Linked DNA regions of Homo sapiens: region 2 is linked to region 1. The links are chromatin loops, found by intact Hi-C in ENCODE. Cell type or tissue: Calu3. All regions are shown on one strand. Links, peaks and the distances in the headings refer to the core of each region. The heading gives the core; the rest is flanking DNA.

Region 1 (10,173 bases), core at 1,993-6,992:
AAAATGACATTAGCAGTTGAAATAAAATAGTTAACAGTCTAAAAACTGTTTAAGATAAAGCCCATAACTATTAATTTTAGGACTGTTTTGTATACAATGTAAATGACACATGTTTGAGTTAATCCATTTGATGGTGGTGATCACATTCTTAAGAAATGATTTGGTATCTCAAAGCAGTTTCTTAACTAGACAATGAGCAGAAAACCTGTTGCTAGTTTTGGAAGTTTAAATTGTCAAACTTCAATTACTTCTGTTTAATTTGGGATTAAAGTTTGGGATTAAAAACACATGAGCAAAAATCTCATAACCCCAGTTCAGTCATGAGAGAAACACCAGACAAATTTCAGTTGAGGGATATTCTACAGAATATATGTCCAGTACTCCTCAAAACTGTCCAAGTCATCAAAAAACAACAAAAGTCTGAGAAACTGTCGCAGCCAAGGGATACTAAGGAAACAAGAGGACTGAATGTAATTTGGATTCTGGATGGGATCCCAGAGTGGAAAAAGGACATTAGAGCAAAACCGAGGAAATCTCAATACAGGTTGGGCTTTAGTTAATGTGTCAATACTGGTTCATTAATTGTGACAAATACACTATATTAGTGTAGGATGTTAATAATATTAACAATGGTGGAAACCGGTTGTGGGATATATGGGAAAACTGTGTACTGTTTTCATAGTTTTTATCTAAATTTTAAAATACCTCAAAATAAAACGTTATTTTTAAAGATGTGGGGATACATTTTTCAGGAAAGAGTCTCCGCCATAAGCTTACTATAGCAGAGCCTGAATGCTACTGTTTGATGAATGAAAGAAGTCCGGTATTCTTGGAGATCTTCTCTGTAATCCTCCAGGCTGAGGCATCACTTAGATTTGGCATTTGAGACCTTTATTGTTGACCTATGAAATTCTGTTTTATGTCTGTCTCTCACTTTGTTTCACCATAGTATAGTATAGGTTATAGGAGCAAGAAAACTGATTTTTCTTTCAAGATCCACTGTATGCCAATCATGTACTGGATTTCACTAAAATTAACACATCCAATTTTTAGAAACTTTGTAGGATAGAGGACTACCCTTTCTACAAAAGAGGAAAACAGACTAAGAAGAGTAAGTTACTTGGCCAGGCACAGTGGCTCACACCTGTAATCCCAGCACTTTGGGAGGCCGAGGTAGGTAGATCACTTGAGGTCAGTAGTTCGAGACCAGCCTGGGCAATATGGTGAAACTCCATCTCTACTAAAAATACAAAAGTTAGCAGGGCATTGTGGCTTGTGTCTGTAATCCCAGAGAATTGCTTGAACCCAGGAGGCAGAAGTTGCTGTGAGCTGAGATCGCACCACTGGACTCCAGCTTGGGCAACAGAGCGAGACTCAGTCTCAAAAGAAAAGAAAAAAAAAGAGTAAGTAACTTGCCCAGAGTCACACAGATGTTTACTGACAGACTACATGAGAGCCTTGTTTATTACTTGACTCCAATTTCCAGCCTTTCTACCTTCTCATATATATGCCTTCTTTGTTATCGTAAGATTCAGATTAGCAAGGTACTCTTTTTAACCTGTGCCTATGTTTTAAAAAAAAATTGTTTAAGTTTGACATAAGTATAAGCCAGCAGGAAGTTGCAAAAACAGTACAGATGCTCCCCAACTTATGATGGGGTTACCTTCCAGTAGACTCATTATTGAAAGTATCGTAGGTCAAAAATACATTTAATACACCTAACCTGTAACTTAGCCTTGTATGCTTTAAGTGTGGTCATTAGCCTACAGTTGGGCAAAATCATCTAACACAAAGCCTATTTTATAATGAAGTGTTGAATATTTCATGTAATTTATTGAATACTGGAAGTGAAAAACAGAATGGTTGTATGAGTAAAGTACGGTTTCTACTGAATACATTTTGCTTTTGCACCATTGTAAAATCAAAAAATTTTTAAGTTGAACATTTCTTAATTTGGGGACTGTATTAGTTCATTCTCACAATGTTATAACAACATACCTGAGACTGGGTAATTTATAAAGGAAAGAGGTTTAATTGACTCACAATCCCACAAGGCTGGGAAGGTCTCAGGAAACTTGCAGTCTTTTGCATTTCACCATGAAAGAGTTCGTCCAACTTTTTAGGTTTTTATTACAAAATAAATAGTGTTTTCTCTGCCCTCTCTGTACCTCGTATTTGAGGAATTCTCATACTTCTCTTTCAAGATGTCTTTCCCCACCCATTTTGTTTATGGTGGTAATATTATACCAATATGGCCAGCTTTTATGTACTTTGTGATCTCGCTACTATGAAGTTAGCCCCCTTCAGCATTTATTCAGAATAATGCCTCTTAAAAAAGTGTTTAATGATTTCATAAGGTCCTTGGTGTTTCTTAATGTCTTCCTTTCTCTTTTTTCCCTCCCCTTTTCCCCTCCCCTTTTCTCCCCTCCCTTCTCCCCTCCCCTCCCTCCCTTCCTTCCTTCCTTTCATTTTTTCTCTGTGACCATCTGTATGTTCTTTTCTTTTTGTCTGCCTTTTAGTATTAAAATGGTCACCTGACGACCATCTGAGTTGAGCTTTGTCAAGAACCAAGGGCTGAAGTTCTTTTTGTTCAGACTATGTTTCTGTTACCAGTATTGAGGGACTAAGGACTTTCAAGCCCTTCTCATTCTCCCAGCCTGAGAGATATTAAGATAAGGGAAAACTAGATTTTGCAGGTAAACTTTGATTTGTTGAATGCCTGCTTTGTGCCAGACATTGCATGCTACGATATATTCTATTAAAAGGATTCAGGAAGGGCATTTACTCTTTTAGCTACTGGAGTTTGATTTTCTTTATTATCATGCTGATCAGTGTACACTGGCAGTGTGGCTGATTGAGTGGAAAAGGGAGAGCTACACTGTCTTGTCACTCACCTAGTTGATAACAGATTCAGGACAAGGACTCTCGTCTCCTTTCTAATACAATATTAGCCCTAAACCCAAAGAAGTTGAGATGTTTTGTCATTCTTTAGTTTTTCCCAAAGGGAACATTTTTCACAACATAAAAAGTTAGCTGATTGGAATTAACTTATACTTTATAAGAGATCAGTGCATATCTAGAGGCGACATAGTAGAATTTTCAAACAATCAGAAATCTCATAAATCGGAATCTAAGGGAAAACAAATATACCCTCCTGAACGTTGTATAATTGGGTATACAGAAAACTTTCTAATTTTATTTTGCCTTCATTTTTAGACTAACTTGCAATTACCCCAAGTTGCTAGGTAGCAAAATTATTATGGTACTAGCTCAGAATTTGCTGTATTTTAATCAGCCTTAGTGACTGAAAACACAGAGAGAATGTCAATGAGGGAGAAAGGTTTTCCTTTACTGCCCCTAGATAAAGCAGATGAAAATCTGTTTCTCTCCACGGTAGATTCCTACTCCTTGCCAAAGATACAATAGACAACATTTATAAAAATACAATCTTTGTGCATGTTGCTAGGTTGCTCAATTTTGAGCCTTTTTCTTTACAATACATAATCATTTAAAAAATACTGAAAGAGGTAAGAAATAGGGAGTGGAAACCAGTAGTGTGAGTAAATGGGAAATTGATATCTTTAAGGCACTAGATATGGTAATAAATATATTAGATTACTAGAAGAGAAAAAATACTTGAATAGTAGCCAAGAAAGGATTCCAATTACTTACAAACTACAGTGACTAACTTCTTTCAATTCTAAAATCCCCTATTTTAATTTTTCTAAGTTTCTGAGAAATGGGCATTTTAGTATTACTCCTTAAAAACTTTTTTACTGAATAAAATAATTTTCATGAAATTACAAAAACATAGGATCTGCTCATATTGATAGTGTGTTTGACTTACCACTCACTGTATTGTGTCTCACTTAGATTACCAGCAAAAATATTACTCACATCTAATGATATTTCTGGGTATCCTATAAATGAACCCTGAGAGGTTTCCTGGAGAGTCTTGTAATGCTTCCTAGCTACCCCTGTATATATTCTATAAAATATAGCCATGTAAAGTATGAAGACAATCTGTTACTGTCTTCCTGGCAGGGCTGGTCAACTGGCCATCAGACACTGTGGTTGCATCTGGTTGTCCCCTGCTTCCTACTGCTCCATTGTCCCACTTTGGGTGTCTCCCCCTCCTCCCTGTGCTGGTGCTGCCCTTTCATAGGCCTTCTCTCAATAACTGGATCTCACCAGGCTCCTTTCTGCATTCCTAGCTTTGTACTTGCTGTGTGACCTGGCAGGAGTGCTTCTCCTGGGTTCTTTGCAGATCTGGTTTCTCCTTCTCAAATGACACCACCTTAGAAAGCCCTTTCCTGAGCATACTGTGCAACTCAGAGCTCCCTGTTAGTCTCTATCACAGACCCCTTACTTACTTCCTTTTTAGCACTCCTCAAACACCTTCCCCCAACTAAAACATAAAACTCTATGAGGATAGGGACATTGTGGACACTCACATATTAATAAGTGATTGAAACATGAATGCATTTTTAAAAAGATCAGTACCAACATCCTAAAGGCTCGTGGAGAAGGGCATTTGAGCTGACTTTGAAAAGTAGAATGTGAAGATAGCAGGGTGTAGGAAAACAAGAGTTTTAGAAGAGAGAGGCTTGTGTCAAGGTGATCTTATAAAAAAAAAAAAGCTTTGGTATGAAGGCAGGCATGTGCATGTCTTTACTGGGCTTTGTGGAGAAAATAGAGATAAAGAATAAACTTTGGGGAACCAGGAAAACCTTTTATCTAGGAAAGGGACATGATCAAAATGGCACCAGTGTGGCATCTAGTGGATGAGTTGAAGGTTCAGGAATTGCTAAGAAGTAAAAGCATCCACACCCTACTTCCTGTCTTGCTGACATATATATATATTTGGCCTCATCAGTAGCAAAGCTCATTAATACTCCAGGATGATACAGAATAGAAATACAAACTGGAATTGTTTGTTTAATCTATATTTATGCATTCACAAATATTTACTGATCCCTGCTCCATGTCAGTCATTGTACCTCTGATCCATTTGGGCTTGTAAATCTGTGTATGTGATACTTGGAGATGTTTTTGCATACCTAAAATGAGACACCACTTAAGAGATTTAGCTGTTGATACTCGAACCAGTGAAGACAAAGCTGGCAAATACCTCCCTAAATAGGAAGGATATGTATTTAATTTGGAAAATGTCAATTTATTTGTTACCCTACACAGTAAGAATTAGATATCTAGAAACAACTACAGGTATGAAATATAACTGTTGAAATGTGTGCTTCTTTTAAGAAACTCCAAGAGCTACGTGGAAGCATGTGTTGTTTTCTTGTCAGTTTTCCTTCTCATATGACATTTGCTCCTAAAATACCCAATTTTTTTTCTGCCCAGACCTACACACCCAACCCACTTTAGCTGTACCATCCTTAGATTACTATGTCACAAATTTTACCTTGTTTTGAAACTGAAGTACAGTGGCTGATTTTGCTATTTTTGCATTTATTTGCAAAGCTGAATTCTAGTAATTACCAGCAAAGATAATCGTTTTGCACAAAAAGAGGTATATTTCTATCTTGAAACTAGGTTATATTGTTAATGCCACAGAAAAGGAAATGGCTTTTTCAGAATATTAGCGTTTGTAGCTCTTGCTTATTGATAGGGAAAAGTTAGTTGCCATAGTGATCTAACAGCCTCTGGAGGGAATGCAGTCATGGCCTTAAGCATCCGGCAACCCACCCAGTTGAGAGAGCCCCTCTGAAAAGGATTTCCTTCCATGGAAATTGAGTTTCTAAAATAAAAAGAGTTTATTTTAGCTTAGATTTGCTTATAGGTTTGTTTTGCACTTTTACCTACTGGAATTAAAGGAAAAACATTTATAATAAAGACAGCATATATTTCTTCAGGGATGACATTAAATAATAGATTTTTGTGTTAACCATTCCATAAATGTGCTCTCAGACACACAAAATGACCTTTATACTTTTATTCTTGTGAGCTATGGAGCTTAAAAGCAAACCACTTCAACCAGATGTTGATCCAATAAATTTATCAATATTTGGGGTTTTTAGAGTTTCAGTATATATTCTTAGGTAGAGGGAACTTTCATGGCCCATCAAAATCTGCTCAAGCTGTGCTGGGTGAAACAGCACTCATCTATAATACTCATGTAACATGAGCCAATCTGCAGTCGGTTGTTCTGAATTCTACATCACTCACAGCGCAGGTTGATGTGTGAACACTGTATTTACAGGACCAAAACTGCACATTTGCTCTGCAGCTGTGTTTAACAGTTATCAGTTTGGCACACAGCATGACTGCTTTGGAGGGAGAATAGACACTTCTCATCCCTTTTGGCATTTATGAAGTAACCAAAGTACCTACTGCTGAAGTGATTCACTTGAGCTTAATTAGATTTGCTACATAATTAGCATTTGAAGAAACCTAAAGAAAATCCTTGGGGGTTGGTTATTTGTTATGTCAATTGTAAGCATGCTCATTTGGGGGGGACTAGGAATTGAAAATGATGAAATTTAATGCACCATAAACCCAGATGTATTATATGCATATATAATTTTTTGAAGAGTTTTTAAAAGCTGTGCTTCGCAGGGATGACTGAAATGCTTGTCTCAGACAACTGAGACCTGTGCAAGGGGATTGATCCATCAGCATGTGCCCATGTCTGCTTGATGGCGCTTATGTGTGTACAACTAGCTTTACACCTCTCATGAGAGCCCACAGCTCTTTAATAAACACCCCAGTGCCAGCCGTGAGGGCTGTGCCAATAACCACCACTTGAAGCTGGAGAGTGCAGTCTGAGACAGTGAGATCCTATACTGCACTTGTATTTACATTTTAAGGTTAATTTAATTGCAATGGCTTGTTCTGGTATGTGTTGCTTTAATTGCAAAGAAAAAAAATGAATTTAATTTTATACTCGAGACATTTCTTTAAATACTCCTGAAGTTTGTTCTTTAGTATTAGAGTTCTACAAAGTGAATTAACTGTGGAGAATAGCTGTAAAATACTGAGAGGAGAGGTTAAATTTTATATTCCAGTTTAAGTTAAGGCTAGGATAAAACTTGTAAACTATGTTTATGTAAAATATTTTCTAATCTGTCAAAAAGTTGTCACATTTTAATCAAATTACTTAGTTACCTAAATTTGTCTAGCCATAAATAAGGAAATAAATGAGAGGGAACAAGTTTAATTTATTGATGAAGCACTCTGATGATTTTTTTTACCCTTATAGTAAAAAAAAAAAAAAAACACCTTCAAACTTACATCCTACCATATGTTCACCATCAAATCTCAAGTCAGAATCAGGTTCAAATCAGAATTCAAAACCAGTTTTAGAACTCAAGTGGCAGCTCATGCCCTGCATGCAGGCAAACGGCTAGGAATTAATCAGAAAGTTCCACCCATGTCCATCCTTCCTCTTACTTGCTCATCTTCCCAGCAAGCACTAAAAAGAAAAAAAAAAAAAGTACAAATTCGTACGGAACCTACTGTAACTCTGATTAAAGAGATCCTGTATTCCCCAATGACCGACCCCCTAGCTCCCCCAAAAAGGAATTAAACGGCTAAGCTTTTTATAAATGTTTTTAAAATCCTTATTGGACTTGACATAAACATGCAGATAATTCTACTAGTCTCTTTTTCATAGGTACAATAATAGCACTAAGTACAGAATTCCCCTTGTATCCAAGCAAGACTTTTACGAAAACTTAAACCTGAAGTCTTATGCAGTGCACCTAAAATTAACCAGGAGCCTTGGTGCATATACCAGCAAATGTTGTACACCTGTGTGATAGTGGTCACCTCACTTAACCTCTCCCAGCTTCAGTTTCTTGTCTTTACTACTACATAAAGTTGTTGAAAGGATTAAAGGAGACTATATAAACAGCTATTTTTATTTATGATTAAATAATATCTGTGTGGTTACTATTTAGTCTGGGTAACTAAATAGCTGGGTTTTTTTGTTCTTTGTACACATGCACATATTCCTTTTTTAAAACAGGCATATGGGCAAATACATTTTTTTTCTATATGCCTCCATGTTGTTTCTCTGGATTTCCGCCAGGATGGGATGTGCCAATTATGCACGGAATTGTTTGCGTGTCCATGGGTGCTTATATAAGTCATTATCTTTGGTGTATGACAAATACACAAACTCCTGTATCTCTAGTAGCCTGTAATTCCTAATTGAGGGACATGATTGAATTTATGTAGTTTAGCCCCAAGTAAGTAGATAAAAATTATTAAGTAAATGCCCTGGTTCATCTAAACAAAATATGTGACTAATAGCTTTTTATATGAACTATATACATTTAGTTTACCTAAGTTTATTAATAAATAGTATCTCTGGGCATTTTTAATTTTATATTTTATACTTAACTATGAAAGTATCCAGAACCAGATTCCAGTCACTAACTACCTCTTCATTAATGGATCAATGGTTTTATCAGATTTATTAGAAATTTGTCTATACTGAGCATGTAATATGTACTTTGTGAAAATAGGTATAAAACTGGGCTCATCTTATCAGCATACCATTTACCCAATTATGGGAGTAAAAAAGGAGGCATGTGTATTTTTCCCCTAATTCTGAAATGTCTCCCAGTTCTTGAAATTTGAATGTGAAAATGTGTGCATGCAAATTAAGACATTCAATCTGAAAGACTTCTTTGTATAAAATACTAACCAAATTTAAAGTTGAACCATAGGGTAAATATAGTAGAAAAGTATATTTTGAATTCTGAATTTTATTTCCATTGGATACAAACAATAATTACAATTGCTAGATGTGTTTTAATGAATAGTTTGAACTCATCATGCTAGCAAAAATCATCTGCATATAAATAATAGGGCAATTTCAAGCAATTTTTTCTTACTTAGGTCAGATATTCCTGCCAGAAACTTGTTTGCTTTGTTAATTTGTTCAATTATTAAACTTTGAGAGTACAAAGATAAATTTACTAATGGGGTTCAATTAACAAATTTCTGATTACATTTCCCTAATGATGATAGTATAGAACATTTATTTCTGCTGTGCTTTATTAGTAAAATTGCAGTGATCTGGTGACTGGAATTAAACTGCTGAAAAATGACTTGGTCTGATTTATTCACTGAGCAAAACCAAGCTTTAAAGGCTGTGTTGCTATGGCACCCAAGATTAACTGTTAAAAAAAAAAAAAAGTTTAATTTTAGTAAAAACATTGGTACATCTCTTTTGGCATTGTGTAGATAAAAATAGATTCCCCCCTCCCCCTTTTCTTGTCTTTTTTATGTTTAGCAAGTCCTTTGCATTCTTTTAAACATACACTAAAAGAAATTTAGCATATTTAAAGAGAAGGGAAAAAGCAGTAAAATAAAACTGTTTTATCAAAAGATTACAATTTGTAAAATAGCAAATATTTCAGTCATCATTTTTTATATGTATATATATATACTTTTTATTTTGTCTAATTTAATCCTTTCAAAAACTGTCTGGCTTCTCATACTTTTTAGAAAGATGGTGCCAGAGAGGGAGAAATCACTCTATTCTGGTAGTTTCGTTTTGTAATTAGTCTTCAAACTTAAAAACAGGTTGCAAAATTGGGACAGTAACAAGTTTTAGGAGAAATCTTAATGTAGCTCTAATCTTTCAAATTCTAAAAGAATATGTTTTCTGTTTCGTGAGACAAAAGAATTGTCTGGTTGCTTTAGCCAGGATTGATTTCTGTCTTCAGAACACCATTTGGTGGTGTTAAGACTGCTAGATGAAGAATTTTGTGGGAAAAAAAAAAAAAAAAGAAGAAAAATTGAATGCTTTGTATGATCATCAAAAGCCACTTTTCAGGAGTATTTTACATTTCTTGGTGCCAAGCAAATCAGAAATCCTACCTTACAGAGAGCGATTTGTTCATGAGATGACCCAGTGCTGCAAGTCGCTTATGTTTATCATTATGCTTCCACATTCTAAGGAAATTCCACTTTCAAACGTTGCCGTCAGTGCTTTCTTCTATAGGAAGAATTTGAACTATAAAATTTGAGAAGCTTCAGCGTCTGTGGAAATTTGAGAGCATTGCCTTTTTTCCTCTTTATTGAATGTAAAGTGTTTTAACAAAAGCATGGTAGCCCAGTACATTTTAAATGTCAAAACTTGCACATAGTGTATCTCATAAAGAATTTAAATTTTAGACTTTGAACTTTTAAAGCCTC
Region 2 (10,173 bases), core at 2,863-7,862, 200 kb before region 1:
TCAAGTCAGCTTTCTCTTACAGTGTGTGTGGTCCTGATATTGTATTAATAACTTCTGGATTAAAACCTGCTGTGTACTCCTGTTTCTTTGGCACATAGAAGAAAACAAAATACCTTTTCATTCAGCTATTTATTTATAAAATGAAGACTTGATTTTATGCTTCCCTTTGGAATACATTGTCATTCAACTTGTAATATGTTTTGGAAATAATTGTAATATTTATATATAATTTTATAAGTATCTTAATCTTCATCTTATTAAATCATTGATACAAAACCAATTGTTCTTCCACTGTATGTTTTCAAATTTGATTGGCTTTACTTCATATATGTATATACATATATATTTAACATATATCTATATATACAGTTTATATATGTGTGTGTGTGCATATATGTTGACTATACATTGGGCTTCCACCTTCCACCTGATAATCTGTAGTTTTAAGGTTAAATGAAAAACAGGTTATTTTTTAGGGAGAAGTGGGAGCTGGACTAAAGGATGATTAGATCTTGATTTGTTTTGAATGCTACTTGCGGATGATTGAACTAGAGAAGTAAATTCAAACATAGAGAAGGGTGAGTTTTTTCTTGGGGTCGATAAAAACTGGTTAGGTACGTTTATGAGACTAGCATTCAGCTCTATGAATACCCCTTATTTTAAAGCTCCTGCCAATTTCCACCTACACCATTCTTTGCCTTGCTTACTGTGTCCTTCGTGCTTGCCTCCTTTCTGCTTCACACAGTCTAAATCCCTTTCCTATTTGTGACTGTTCCCTTAGCTTGGAATGCTCTTCTGATGGCTTACTTACTGTATGCTGTGTCTCAGGAAAAACCACAGGCCTGGAAGTCTGGAGCATGAGTCATAGTTCTGCCTCTAGCTTTCTGACTTGGCCAGTCAATTTACCACTTCTCTGGTCTCGTTTTCTTCATGGATAAAACAAATGAGATTCTAGATCAGTGGTTCTTTCTCAACTGGGGATGATCTTAGTCTCCACTCCCACAACTCTGTTTACATTTAACAATGTAAGTGAAGACACTTTTTGTTGTCTCAACTGTGTGTGTGTGTGTGTGTGTGTGTGTGTGTGTGTGGTAACTGTCATCCAGTGGGTAGAGACCAGGGTTGCTGCTATGTATCTACAGTGCACAGGACAGACCCTCACAACAAAAGAATCATCTAGTCTAAAATGTCAATAATGTAGAAGTTGAGAAACCTTGATCGAGATCTATGGTCCATTTATCTTTTGTGATTTAAAATGTAAACATTTAAATTACTTATTTCTCATTGTTAGTATTATTTAGAGATTATTAAATAAAATGTATTATTTAAATACTGTTTTTCAGTAATATTTGGTGAAGATGTTGCCTTTGGTGGAGTCTTTAGATGCACTGTTGGCTTGCGAGACAAATATGGTAAGTAAATACCTATATGAATAGTATTCTGATAGAACTTTTACTAAAAGATCTTAAAAATACAAAATATGCCTACTAAATTTTTTGTCATATCCCCATTGTATGGATGAATTCCTTTTCATTTCCAACGCCACCCGCAGAATCCTTTGGCCTATATTTTCTCAAATGTCTTCTAGTATCCCTCTGATCTAGTTCATATTACACATACAGTGTAAATGATTCCAAAATAATTGTCATTAAATGTATATTATTTATTGTGTCATTCTTCTGTCCAAGAACCTTTGGTGTTTTATTGCTAGCTGCCTGAGCCAATTTCAATTCCATTGCCTCCAGTTGGAGATTCTGCCTGTTGGGTCTTTATTAGCAAACTTTATCTTTTCGGGAAGAGAGAGAGAGAGAGAGGGAGAGGGATTTAGTTTTTAAGGAACTGGCTCATGTGAGTTTAGTTTTAAGGAACTGGCTGGCAAGTCCATAGGGCAAACTGGTTGACTTGAAACTCAGGCAGGGTTTCTGTTTTAGCCTTGAGGCTGAATTTCTTTTTGCTCGGGAACCTGCAGTCTTTTCTCTTAAGGCCTTAAATTGATTGTATGAAGCCTACCCACATTATAAAAGGTAATCTGCTTTATTCAAAATCTACTGATTTAAACGCTAATCACATCTAAAAAATACCTTCACAACAACTTCTACACCTGTGTTTGACCAAATATTAATAATTGGGTGCCATAGCCTGGTCAAGTTGACATATAATGAACCATCACATTATCCTTCTTACATGTTTTATCCCAGCTGATGTCTTTAATTGGCATGTGATTGATTTCTGCCCATTGCTTTTATTAATTTCATTTGACTCAGTTAAAATAATCAGAATGCATTTTGGTCCATCTTTGAATTCCCACTCTTCTGACTTGCAGTGTAAGGAATGTGTTTTGACCTCCTATTGTTAGGGATACCTTTGAAATGCTTTTGACATTTTATTTTTTGTCTTAGTCTTACCTGATTTAGAATTCAGCAAAGCAGTTCACGTGAGGGCTGGCAGGAGCTGATATCTCCCTCTCTTCTTTCCTTTGGCATTGCTCTATATTGCTTGTGTATTCATACGGGGCAAGAGGAGTGAGGGTCTTTAAAATTTTTTTTTAAATTGTTGTCTCTTTTTCTGTTCCACTCTTTCTGAGGTTATGTTATACTTAAATCCAAGAACCCATACATGTTCCATCTCACTTATTGGGAACTTCCAGCTTAGTCTTTTCTTTTCCATTTATAGCAGGTTGAGTTTCTGGATCCAGTCCGTCTGCTTTCTCCTACTTCTAATACCTGCTTAGAGCTTGAGGTAGTTGGGCAAAAGATTATTTTTCCTGATCATTTAGACTCCTGCTACAAACTTTTAGATCTTTAATAAACAGTTAAAAATCTTTACACATTTGATTTCAAAAGTAATGCATATACATTGTAGAAAATTTGGAAAATATAGAAAAGCATAAAGAAAATAAAAATTGCTCATGTTTTCAGAGATAACTTGGAGATAACCACTGTACACGTCTTGGTATATATACTTCTAGACTGTATTTGAATATGTTTGTATATATTAACTAATATTTCAAACACAGAATTATACTTCTGTAACTGAGTCTTCTCTGTATCCAGTATAACTATGCTGTGGAGCAGTGTCTAGACCTCACAATTCCATCTTGCCTGACTCAGTGTAGTAGCATGCCATGTGCTTTCTGAATAGCTAATATTTATTCAACTCACTGCGTCAGGTACTGTTCTGAGTGTATTACATGTACTGCTTCATTTATTCCTCCCAAAAAATCTAGGGGTTTGTGTAGGCTGTTGAGTCCTCTGCTGCCTGTCTGCCCAGGTTCTCATCCATAACACTCTGCTTACCCCTTCTGTCTGGGGCATTTTATCGATGCCATCTGCTGCTCATACACTGGTGACTCCTGAATTTCTGTCTCTAGTTCAGACTTCCGTTCTGAGCTTCAGATCTGTGTATTCAGTTTCTACTGCACATCTTCACCTCAGTGTTCCACAGTCACTTCAAACTCAGCATTTCCACACCTAAGGCTGCTACATGCACCCAGCAAATATATGCCTCCTAGTGCATTTCCTATTTTGGTGAATATATCACCATCCATTTAGTTACCTAAGCCAGACACTGGGGAAATTCTAAGTGTCTTCCTTCTTTCTAGTTCCCCACATCCAGTGAAGTTGTATAATTATATCTAATCTGGCCCCTCCTTTCCATTCTTACTGCCCTGATACTTAAGATCTTTCATTTTTCTCTGCCTGCAGAGTTTTATTTCTTTTCTTAGCAGTCACCACTCCTTTAGTCTTACCCTCCCTCCAATCCATTCCCTATCTTGTTGCCAGTGTGATGATTTTAACATGCATATTTCTTAGCAGGACATACAAAATACTTTTTTTTTTTTTTGAGATGGAGTCTCGCTCTATCGCCCAGGCTGGAGTGCAGTGGTGCGATCTTGGCTCACTGCAGCCTCTGCTTCCTGGGTTCAAGTGATTCTCCTGCCTCAGCCTCCTGAGTAGCTGGGACTACAGCCGCATACCACCATGCCCTGCTAATTTTTGTATTTTTAGTAGAGATGGAATTTCACTGTGTTGGTCAGGCTGGTCTCAAACTCCTGACCTTGTGATCCACCTGCCTCGGCCTCCCTAAGTGCTGGGATTACAGGCATGAGCCACTGCGCCTGGCTACCAAAGACTTTGAGAACTACTTAGGTAGCTACCTGACCTCATCTGCTTTTATTTTTATTTTATTTATTTTATCTATTTTTTAGTTTTTACTCTACAGACCTAGGAACTTGAGCTTTTTAAAATTTTTATTAAAACTAATGTTGAGTTACTGGTTGTTTCTCTTAAGCCCCCTGTTGTTTTTTCTTCTCTCTTCCTTTGCACTTGCTATCTGGGTCTCTCTACCCTGTCTGATTACCTGGTAGACTCCTATTTCTTCTTCAGAAGATTCCCCTGTGAAACTCTTCCGGACCCTCCAAGCAGACTCAGGCAGTTCTTTATCACTATTCACGCTGCACCTTTTAAATCTTGAAAGTTGTACTGTAATCCATAACTCCCACCAGAAAGTTGTCAAAGGCAGCAGATCTTTAAGCTGTTCCACAGAATGGATCCCTAGGACCTAATATTGTATCAGGCAGTATTTATGAAGTGCGTGCTGTTGAGTGAATTTACCCTTTGCTCTCACTTAGACAGTGTCCTACTGTCTCAGGAAGGGGATTTCCCTCTCTCACATTAATTATTTAGGTTGGTCTGATTTTATTTTCCTTAAAAAATAGGTTAAAATGGGGAGAAACTAACTCTTAACTTGAAAAAGTCCAGTGCTCTTAGAGGGTACCTGCAAATTTATGTTTCCTGTCATGGCAGGAGGCTGAGCTAACTAATGGCTAAGTAACTCTTTTAGCTTTATTGTCAGCAGCTGCTGTGAATTTTTACAATAGTTTTAGGGCAGTGAAGTTACACTTTATTAATTTCAGGTTGAGGATGTTGATCAAGATGAAAAATTAAATCGCTGATACTTTCTAATGAGAGTAAGTGAGCTTCTGTTTTCAGAAGTGAAGAATAAAGGAAAGGGTGAAGAGAAATATATTAAAATACATTTTTCTTGCATATTTAAAAAGTAACATATACTTAAAAAATTATCTGCCCTTTTGAATATAGGGCAGGAATTTTTAGCTATACAGAAGCATAACTGTCTGCTTAGGATTTTTAAAGGATAATTTGTATTTAAAATAACTAAAAGATTATGTTGATATAGTTCAATATAACAATCAAGTCACACTGCATTAAATGACATAGCAAAGAAAACCCTTGTGCCAGATCAGTTCGCTTTCTGGGGAGTGCTGAATGTTGAGTGGGAAAGGATCAAGTCAGCAGGTGGCAGCCTACCCTTTGAAATGAGAACATCCCTGTTGGCATTGTGCCAGCACTTGAACTGCTGCAAAGCATTTTATATTCCATCAGAAGGCGGAATTTGAAGGATTGTGGGTTACTGACATACGTTGTAAAGCTGAATACTACTTGATATGACAAAGAAGGAATTGCATAATTAGAGGCAATGCTATAAGAAAAGGAAGAGAGGCATAGAGCATTTTGTATTCCAGACGATCCAGATGAGTGTGGATTTAGTACCACTAAACTGCTTCTCTTCCTTGTCCTTTGATAGAACAAAATAGTATGAGTGCTTTGAAAATTAGAAGAAAGAAAATAGTATGTCCTCATCAACATTGCATTCCAAATGGCAGCTTTAACCACTGTACGTAATGAGATGTATTGATTAGGAGCAACAGCTGGACCTCTGGGGAAGCAGGGAGTGGGAGAGGGCAGTTAAAGGTAGTTGATTTGTAGGGTATGTGTGATTTTATGTTGAATGCCACACATGCTTTCTTTCTTTCTTTTTTTTTTAAGACAGAGTCTTGCTCTGTCACCCAGGCTGGAGTGCAGTAATGCGATCACGGCTCACTGTAACCTCTCTCTCCCAGGTTCAAGCAATTCTCCTGCCTCAGCCTCCCAAGTAGCTGGGACTACAGGTGCCCACCACCACACCTGGCTAATTTTTGTATTTTTAGTAGAGACGGGGTTTCATCATGTTGGCTAGGCTGGTCTCGAACTCCTGACCTCAGGTGATCTGCCTCCCTTGGCCTCCCAAAGTGCTGGGATTACAGGCGTGAGCCACTGTGCCTGGTGTCACACATGCTTTCATTCATATAAGTAATGAGACAGATTCCTCATGGCATATAAAAAATCCATTCGTATTGTCATTCTCTGAGAGAGAGAGAAAGAGAAAGAGTGTATGTGTGTGTGTGTGTTATTAAAATAAGATTTTGGTGTGTCAGGTTTAAGGTATGTTTGTAACATTATTCTATACTGATATAACTTGCCTGGTTGTGGTTCTTAGTGTATATTTGGCCCACTTATTGGAGGAAATTTAGGTGAGGAAAGGAATAGCTGAGGACCTCCTGAATTAGTCTACAGGCCTAAACATGTGCCTTTTCATGGGACTTGATGTTTTTCCATTACTGTATCCATTCCTTTACACCACAGGTGTGGCCTGTCATAGCAGCTTGGGAAAACTAATATAACCACTTACTTGTTTTCTTATGTAAACATCACTGAAATTGTATAACCAGATACTTTAATACACTGAAGTCAGGTTGGAAAACTAGGACAGGCATGCGGTGAAGGCAAGTTTTTGTCTATAATATATCAATATTTGGGAGTTGACTTTGGGCCTCAGTATCCTCATCAGTAAATTGAAGGGAAAGGACTAGGTGGTCCTCTGGGATTCTTCCAGAGCATACATTTAGGTAAGCTTTATGGTTTTATTTGTTTTTAAAAAGAGGAACACAGTTTTTTCATGCTTTGATTCCCTTTACATTTAGAGGTTTTTTTGAATATAGTTGTTATAGCATTTTGGAACCATGGGGTACCTTAGGCATTTAATTTAATTTTTTCTTAAGATGTCCCTTTTCCAGCGTTTTGTTTTATTTTATTTATTTATTTATTTATTTATTTGAGTTGGAGTCTCACTCTGTCACCCAGGCTGGAGTGCAGTGGCGAGATCTCAGCTCACTGCAACTTCCATTCCCCAGGTTCAAGTGATTCTTGTGCCTCAGCCTCTGAGTAGCTGGGATAATAGGCATACACCACTATGCCTGGCTGATTTTTGTATTTTTAGTAGAGATGGGGTTTCATCATGTTGGCCAGGCTGGTCTCGACCTCCTGACCTCAAGTGATCCGCCAGCCTTGGCCTCCCAAAGTGCTGGGATTATAGGTGTGAGCCACCACACTTGGCTGCTTTTCCAGCATAAGTTTTAAATTTAGGGGTGTTAGCAAAATCTTTGCTCTCTTATATATTTTTTGTGAATTATGAAATTAATGTCTTTAACAGAGAAAGTGATCTTCCATTATATGTTCTTGTTGCAAAGAACGGGTTATTTGGGTGATACTCATACTCTTGGATTTAGTGTCAGGGTTCCATTGTAGAATGGCAATCTGTGAGATGGGGGTTTGGTTTCTGGGTTGTTGAAACTAATTTTATGGAAGAAAAAAACAGGATAAAATTCAGGAAAATTCCTTAGGGAAATTGAATATGTAGAGGATTTATTTCCCCTATTGAAGTATACATATTTATGACATACAAGCAGATTGAATACCAGATATAGATTGTGAGATGTCTAACAGGAATTTGGAGTGAAAACAGGTATTAATAAGTTGGTGTAAATCTGGTTTCCTAATATATTTATTAAAAATATTTTTAAAGGATTGTTAGTAGCTTTAAATTGCTCTTGATATTACAAAGTTCTTTTGTTTTCCAAAGGTGCACATGTTGGCAGAACTAGATGAACATGTTTAATATGCCTTTTTTTCCCCACAGTGCTTTTTTCACAAACATTAATTTATTTCTAAAAATTATGGTCAAATATATATAACATTTACTGTTTTAACCATTTTTACAGTTCAGTGTTATTAAGTACATTCACGTTGTGGTGCAATTATTACCACCATCCATCACCAGAACTTTTTTCATCTTACAAAACTGAAACACTATAACCATCTAACAATAACTCCCCATTTTCTCTCCAACAGTCCCTGGCAAGAACCCATTCTACTTTCTATCTCTATGAATTTGACTGTTCCTTATGTGAGTGGAATCATTTAGTATTTGTCCTTTTGTGACTGCCTTATTCATTTATAATAATGTCCTCAAGGTTTATTGATGTTTCAGCATGTGTCAAAGTTTCCTCCCTTTTTAAGGCTGCATAATATTGTGTTGTATGCATATACTACATTTTGTTTATCCATTCATTTGTTGATGGATGTTTGGGTTGCTTCTGCCTTTTGCCTATTGTGTCCTAAGACTGCTATAAATACTGATGTGCAAATATTTGGTAGTGTCACTGCTTTTTTAATTCAGAAGAACAAAGTTGGAGGACTCACAGTTCTTTTTTTCAAAACTTACTGCAAAGCTGTAGTTATCAAAACGGTGTGACAGTGGCAAAAAGACAAACATTGATGAATGGAATAGAATAGAGAACCCAGAAATAAACCCTTGAATATCTAGTCATTAATTTTTGACAATGATGCCAATACCATTCAACAGGGGAAAGGACAGTCTTTTCAACAAATGATGCTGGGAAAACTGGATATTCACATGCAAAAGAATGAATTTGGACCTTTATTTAACACCATATACAAAAATGAACTCAAAATAGATCACAGACTTAAATGTAAAACTATAAAACTCTTAGAAGAAAATGTAGGGGAAAAGCTTCGTGAAATTGGATTTGATAATGACTTTTTAAATATGGCTCTAAAGGTATAGGCAACAATAAAAATAGATAAATTGGACTGCATCGAAATTAAAAATATGTACTTTGAAGGACACTATTAACAGGGAAAAAAGGCAGTTCACAGAATGGGAGAAAATACTTGCAAATCATGTATCAGATAAGAGATTAATATCCAGAATATATGGAGAACTTCTAAAACTCTACAAAAAAAACCCCAATCAATTAAAAAAATAAGCAAAGGACTTGCATAGACATTTCTCCCAAATTGATAATTTATATATAAATTACCAGTATATAAATTACCAGTGAAAAGATGCTCAACATCATCAATTATTAGGAAATGCAAGTCAGTATCCCAGTGGAATACCACTTCGTACTCATTAGGATGGCTGTTATCAAGAAAACAGGAAATAACAAGTGTTGCTGAGGATGAAATTGGAATCATTGTGCATTGTTGGTGGGAATGTAAAGCGACACAGCCACAGTGGAAAACAGTACGGTAGTTCCTCAAAAAATTAGAATTTCCATATGATGCAGCAATATGCCTTTCTTTTTATCTCATTTAAAAAATCCAGCTGAATGAGTTAGCATAGAAAATGGAATGGAAATATTGATGCATGCTTCATTTACTTTAGTTTTTCTTATTTATTACTTTGATGACCTTTTGTGATTTTTCCAAATAAGGATTTTAGACACTACTAAAATTAGAATGGGTACAAACGGTCACTGTATTTTACTTTCTCTAATTTATAACACTGACCTCTCAGAACTTTAGTTCTATATGACGTGGATATAGACTAGATAAGAATTTCTCAGCCTGTCAGCACTATTTATTTATTTCTCTATTTATTTGTTTAAGAGTCAGGGTCTTGCTCTATTTCCTATACTGGAGTGTGGTGGTACAATCATACTTCACTGCAGCCTTGAACTCTTGGGCTCAAGCAGTCCTTCCGCCTCTCACAGTATTCTCACTGTTGGCTTGTTGACCAGTGGCTTAACAAATACCATTTAAGAAAATAAGATATTTAATATATTTTGTAGGATATCAGAGCTGGGGAGAAATGGAGGGTATATCTAGTCTAGTGGTTTTCAACTGCTGGTGATTTTGGCAATGTCTAGAGATATTTTTGGTTGTCATACCTTGGGGGGTACCACTAGAATCTGGTGGATGGAGACCTAGAATGCTGCTAAACATGCACAGGGCAGCCCCACCAAATAACTGTCCGTACCAAAATGTCAATACTGTTGAAGCTGGCTGGGCATGATGGCTTACAGTTGTAATCCTAGTGCTTTGGGAGGCCAAGGTGGGAGGATTGCTTGAGGCCAAGAGTTTGAGACCAGCCTGGGCAACATAGCAAGATGACCCCACCCCTACAAAAAATTAAAAAAAAAAAATAGCTGAGCAGGGTGGCACACAGCTGTAGTCCACCTGCTTTGGAGGC

Evidence for each region. Hi-C counts contacts between places; a loop is a spot of excess contacts. Peaks named below come from ENCODE experiments on the same cell type or tissue, not always from the same donor. Only the 100,000 strongest peaks of a DNase experiment are listed, where the experiment ranks them.
Region 2: it touches region 1 in a loop (31-fold over the local background); 12 of 110 quality-filtered maps call a loop at or near these places.

Annotation. Positions count from the first base shown.
Region 1 is chr6:80,325,484-80,335,656 of GRCh38, forward strand. The region is part of intron 9 of BCKDHB (branched chain keto acid dehydrogenase E1 subunit beta); the gene reads left to right. Among named protein-coding and RNA genes, the nearest start is that of BCKDHB, 220 kb to the left of the region's middle. In Calu3, for the core only: no CTCF peak of the experiment used is centred there; no DNase peak of the experiment used is centred there.
Region 2 is chr6:80,127,818-80,137,990 of GRCh38, forward strand. BCKDHB (branched chain keto acid dehydrogenase E1 subunit beta) reads left to right here. Exons shown (of 10, transcript NM_183050.4): 3 at 1,344-1,412. Among named protein-coding and RNA genes, the nearest start is that of BCKDHB, 26 kb to the left of the region's middle. In Calu3, for the core only: no CTCF peak of the experiment used is centred there; a DNase peak (open chromatin) is centred at 5,344.